Linked DNA regions of Mus musculus: region 1 is linked to region 2. A link is a loop called in an ENCODE intact Hi-C map of the cell type or tissue named here. Cell type or tissue: left cerebral cortex. All regions are shown on one strand. Links, peaks and the distances in the headings refer to the core of each region. The heading gives the core; the rest is flanking DNA. Region 1 holds the start of Cdc42bpa (CDC42 binding protein kinase alpha). Region 2 overlaps Cdc42bpa (CDC42 binding protein kinase alpha).

The links. Hi-C counts contacts between places; a loop is a spot of excess contacts. Peaks named below come from ENCODE experiments on the same cell type or tissue, not always from the same donor. Only the 100,000 strongest peaks of a DNase experiment are listed, where the experiment ranks them.
Region 1: it touches region 2 in a loop (2.0-fold over the local background); 2 of 42 quality-filtered maps call a loop at or near these places.

What each region holds. Positions count from the first base shown.
Region 1 is chr1:179,958,165-179,961,080 of GRCm38, reverse strand. Cdc42bpa (CDC42 binding protein kinase alpha) reads right to left here and starts at 321. Exons shown (of 37, transcript NM_001359541.1): 1 at 1-321. In left cerebral cortex, for the core only: no CTCF peak of the experiment used is centred there; DNase peaks (open chromatin) are centred at 1,049, 1,192, 1,698, 2,121 and 1 more place; H3K4me3 peaks cover 2,030 bases; H3K27ac peaks cover 2,192 bases.
Region 2 is chr1:180,114,936-180,117,851 of GRCm38, reverse strand. It overlaps Cdc42bpa (CDC42 binding protein kinase alpha), which reads right to left. Exons shown (of 37, transcript NM_001359541.1): 21 at 109-185. Among named protein-coding and RNA genes, the nearest start is that of Gm38331, 32 kb to the left of the region's middle. In left cerebral cortex, for the core only: a CTCF peak has its summit at 1,117 (motif pointing right); no DNase peak of the experiment used is centred there.

The sequences.
Region 1 (2,916 bases), core at 215-2,714, 160 kb after region 2:
TAAATGCCCTTACGATGTCTACTGTTACTATCTGAACCTAAAAGTTTAAAGATGTGGTTTTTAAAAATAAACCACTTGTTATTTCAACAACTGTCATGCAATGCCGGTGCTGAATTAAACATCCAATACACCAGTCACCTCACTTAACGGAAGCGTCTCCAATTTCACCCATAAACATATATATCTTGAGGGTGAGTTTCCATAAAATATAGATTTAATATTTTAAGAGAATAATACAATTAAATTGTACATTTAAATAAAATAATAATTAAAAGTACAACGAACTAAAGAGTCAACACTCCTTAAAAAAAAAAAAAAAAACTCCTTCATTCAAAATTCAATTCGTGCAACATAATCCTGAAACGAATCCAGTTGCATCATTAATGAATAAAGTCCCCTTGGCATCAGCAATTCACTTCCCGGGAAGAAGAAAAATTGAAAAAGGAGGAGGGGGCAACGTATGGAGGGGGAGGGAAAGCCAAAAATTCTGCAAATGCTCCCAACCTCCACTCGGATAGCGCCTGGGCGAGTCCTCCGCGGCAAAGGGAGGGCAGCTGCCGGAGCAGTTCTCCCGGCTCGGCTCGGAGCACGCCGAGCCTCCGCTCCGAGCTCTTTCTTCCTAGGGCTTTGCAGCGAGTCTTGCTTCCAGCGGACTGCGGCGAGGACGCGTCATCTTCCTCCCGGCTTCTCCCGGGGCCTGGCCGGCGGCGCAGCCGGGATGAGGCGGGCTGCGGGCGGCTCTCGCGCCGGGCTCCGGGGGCGGCGGCTACTTGGCCGCGCGAGCCCGCTCCATGCCGGAGGCCGCTGGCGGGCCGCGCCGTGCCGCCGGGCGCAGCGCCCGGGCTCCCGCTCGCGCCCTGCGGCCGCCGCCGCCGCCGCCCCTCGGCGAGGGGCTGCGCTGACGAATTCAGAGGACGCGGGCGGCAGCCGCGGTTCGGGCGGCGACTCGAGTCCCTTCTTCCCAGCCTTGGGCTGAGGGCATCTTTCCCGACGGACGCAGGCGGCTGAGGCGCGGGAGGAGGGGGCGCTGCCGCCGCTGAGGAGACCTGAGGCTGCCGCAGCCCGGCTCCCAACCACTCCCTTCCTCCTCTGCCCGCCTCCCCCGCCCGCCCTCCCGCCCGCGCCGCTCGCGCCCGCGCCGCCCGCGCCCGCGCCCTAGGCTCCCCGAGGCCGCTCCCGGCGCCGCGGCGCGCAGGCGGAGGCTCGCGGACCGTCCGGATCCAAAATGGCGGCGCGCCCCGCCCCCCGACCCCGCTGGAAGCGGCGCGCTGCGGCCCAGCCGAGCCCGAGCCCCGGGGGAGGGGGATCGCCTCGGCCCGCGGCGCTGCGGCTGCCGCAGCCAGGGAAGCGGGGTCCCCCGGGGCGACTCGGGTGTGGAACGGGTTGGCTCGGTGAGGCACGGGCTGGGAACTGCGCCACGGTGCCTCGCCGCCGCCCGGGGTCCCCGCGGTGACCACCCCCCAGCCGGCCTTCTTCCTCCACTTCTGCGGAGATGCCGTCGGTCCCGCAAGGGTACCCTCGGCTTCCAACCGCTCTAAGACAAGACAGCCGCTCCAGACGCTGTTTACCTGCCCACCCTGCCCCCATTCGGCTTTCCCACGCCCCAGACTCCTAATTTCCGGTGTTCCTAATCCACAGCGTTTGTGTCACTCCCCCAGGATGGAAAAATAATAAGAGACTGGTCTGCTTCACCATCCCTGTCGTGCATGCGGGATCTCAAAGGAGAGGGATTCCCGTTTCTGTTTCCCAAAGTTTCCCCCAATGTGAAGCCTGGCATGTTTTCCTCCAGAAATATCCTAGATCATGCCTGTTATTCTTCACCCAAGGTGACAAGCTCCCCTGGGGATTCAGCTCCCGCAATCAACATAGTTCGTCACTGTCACCAAACCTACAACTCTCTGTCAGCACACTTTTCAGGTATGGGGACAGCCACTCTGCGGCCCGGTAGCAATGCAGCAAAAAGCAAGTCACTGAAGAGCCAAGGCACCTGCTGCTGGTGGGGCCCTTTCAGGGTTTTGTGGTCTTAGATTTTGAGAGAGTTCCCTCCATAATGCTCATGGAAGGTTCTACTTTTGATACAGCTAAACCGGAATATTGCGTTTCTGTTATCGCCCCCACCCCCAAGTGAGCGCCTCCTCCAAAACGTGGTTATTTTATATGCCTTCCCTACACCCGTTTTCCGTGGCAACGCATGCAATGAATCATTCTTACATCTCAGTAATGCAAAAACAGGGAGAACCAGAAACGAAGGCCTAGATAAGTCAGAAAATGACGGCTCAGGTTAAAGTTGCTGTGATTCGCAGAATATAGTGAATCTTTTCTGAAATGTATACTTTCCGAGTCTCTTCTTGCTGGCATAAGTAAGGTCTGCATTATTTTCAATGTGTTCTTGACATGTGAGTGATACTTGATAGGTTCAGACAAAAGGTTAATCATTTCCAGCCATGAAATCTTTGAGTGTGCCTGTTCCTTAATTGTACTAGTAACAAAATTATAGACGTGAAATGTGATCCTAAACTAAATAATATCATTTGACATTAGTTACTGTTGTTATTTCATTGCCATTGGTGTCTTTTTTCCCTACCATTTTAACAAAGACGTTGCATGGGAAGGGATAGTTTTATATCGTCTGTAATCATCTATGTAGGTCAAGAAATGTTCTTCAGCCTCACCAAGTTTTTAAAATGAAGTCAACACATTTTTTAACAAGTTCATTTACTCAGGAGAGTAAGTCATAAAAATGTTTTTAAAAGTTTTTTAAAAGAGCACACAGAGACCAGATGGTTCAGCAAGAAAAACCCCTGCTGCCAAGCCAGACAGCCCGAGTTCCATCCCTAGGCCCAACATGATAGAAGTAGAGAAATCAATTCTCATGCCTTGCCCTCTGATCGCCACAATCACGCAGGGATATGTGCA
Region 2 (2,916 bases), core at 173-2,672:
TGATGCTAGGTTCTCTTATGCAGCTGCAATTAAAGTTTTACTGCAGGTAAATTTAGGTCCCAGAGCAAGCTGTATGTAGACCCAAGGGTCTTCAGTGTAGTTACTTACTTCAAATTGGTCCAGAGCATCGGTAGGCGTATTCAAAAATGCCAAGAAAGAATGCTGTGAGTCTTGGTGCTCTATACCTAGAAAACAGCAGCAACTTTTTTTTTAAAGTAGAACAACTAAAAATAACTTTCATGGATAACCTCTCTTGTCTCAATCTATTAAAGTTTTTAAAAATAAAGCTACTATGTTTCAAAATTGATCATGTTAACTCTACATAGTTAAAAAACCAAACTACACAAGTGTTTCCCAGACTCTGTAACAGTTAAACTAGACTAGCTTACATGACAGTGCTCAGTCACTAGTTACCTTCTCTGTCTCATACACCAGTTCTCAACCTGTGGCTCATGACCCTTTTGGGGGTCAAGCAACCCTTTCACAGATATCCATACCCTGTGTATCAGATATTCACGTTAAGATTCATAACAGTAGCAAATTACAATTATGAGCTAGCAATGAAATAATTTTATGGTTGAGGTCATCACAACATGAGGAGCTGTTTTAAGACCACAGCATTAGGAAGGTTGAGAACCACTGATCTAATATGTCATAATAAAATAAAATATTTTTTGGGCAGTTTGAAAAATAACATAAAAGTAGAAGCTTGTCTATCTTTGACTTTTCTAAATTCATTTACCAGCCAAACAAGGTACATCTTTTGAAATACTTTTTTAAAAATAATCTTTTCAGCATTTATGAAATGTAATATTTATTTCATTAATAAAGCAAATATAGTTAATTACATTTTTTCCTATTTCAGGTATTAGCTTCCTGAAGAATGAAGAATCCAAAATTCATTTTTTCTCCAATTATTTTTTTTAAATGTACATATACTTTTTGACTATGATAAATTTAAATTTCTATCTTAAAAATTCTCTAAATACAAGGATGATAGTAAATATTAGAGGAAGTAAAGCAGAAATAGCCTATCATAATTAATTTAAAAAATTTTCGTATCTATGAATGTTTTTCCTTCATGTGTGTCTGTACACCATGTGCATGCAGTGCCTGTGGAGGCCAGGAGGAGGCATCAGAACCCTGGGACTGGAGTTACAGAATGCTGTGGGCTACTCTGGGTGCTGGAGATTAAACCTGGTCTTCTAGAAGCCCCACCCCACCCTCATCCCCCACCCCATCCCTCTGCTCTGAACTGCTGAGACTTCTCTCCAGCCCCTACTGTGCAGCTTTGACTTTTCTATCATGAAGACTTGCCAACTGGTTTGTGTTACAGGACAGGTGCTCTCTGTATTTATATTTGGGTGTACGGTCATGCATTACATTTAGAGGTCTAAGGGCAGTTGCTGGGTATCTTCCCTTGTCCTTCATTTGGTTTTGTTTTGTGTTTGAAACATGGTCTCTCACTAAAACTAAAGCTCACATTTGGTTAAAATGACTTGTCAGTGAACTCCAGGGTTTTGTTTTTGTTTTTTGTTTTCCTTCTCTCTCAGTGCTGGGATTTTAGGTGTATCACTCCTGGGTGATGGGAATGTAGGTACTCAGAATCTGAAATCAGACACTCATGCTTGCAAAGTAAGCATTTTACACAGTTGTCTCCCAATCACTGATTTATGTGCTTCTCAATATTAATATTATTCTATCATAATTTTCTAACAGACAGTGAAAATATTTAATCAACAAATATTTATTATGAGCCTATTATGAACAGCTGAGATGGCTCAGCAGCTAAAGGCTCTTGCGCCAAGCCTAAAGACCTAAGTTCAATCTCTAAGACCCACAGGTGAGAAAACTAAATTCTGAAGGTTGTTTTCTATCCTCTGTATGGATGCCAAGGCATGCACCATCTCCCCCACCACTCTCTGTCTCTCTCTGTTTCTCTCTCTTTCTCTGTCTCTCTGTCTCTGTCTCTCTCTCTGTCTCTCTGTCTCTCTCTCTCTGTCACTCTCTCTCTCCACACATACACACAAATGTAGCAGATACTTTTCTAGATATTGGGAATAAAATAGTAAATAAAATATAGAAAAGGATTTTGCCCTCATTTTGTAAACTCAGTTATATAGCACAATATATCATGCTGTAACATAATGACATTTTGCAATATTCTAAATAAGAAATGCTTTGTTTAATGTGCTTTCATGTGCCAGGAACTTCAAAGTCTTTTAAGTTTGGATATAATATAAAAATAATGCAGTCAATTTGATCTGTTGCTTTTATTTGGCACAGGTGTCATTCTGGTTAAACTGCTTTTAGGACTACAGGCACCTATATTACATATTGTTTTTCTTCCTTAATATACTTCTCTGCTGTGTATGAATTAAAATCAAGCATGATCATTTAGCAGGATGGCTTATCCTGGAATTGTTAGTTCTTATACACTTTTGCCATTAAGAAATTCAATCAATGGGCTGGAGAGATGGCTCAGTGGTTAAGAGCACTGACTGCTCTTCCAGAGGTCCTGAGTTCAATTCGCAGCAACCACATGGTGGCTCACGACCATCTACAATGGGGTCTGATGCCCATTTCTGGTGTGTCTGAAGACAGCAATGGTGAATACATAAAATAAATAAATCTTAAAATAAAAAATTCAATCATTGAAAAAAGGTGCCATACAGTAATTTAGTGCTTTTATGTGGCTCGTTTGTTCTCCCTAGTATAAGCTGGCATTAAAGACCCAACCAGACCCAACCCTCTCTGTGTTGTGGGTATGGAAAATAATAAGAAAACTCTCAGCTAAAAACAAAGCCCATATATTAATCCAGTAATTGATGATGGCCATTGGCAGAAAAATGGATTTTTGGTAATTCTATGTAAAATGCCTTTACTAAAATAAGTCACATTCTGAGTTTATTTTTA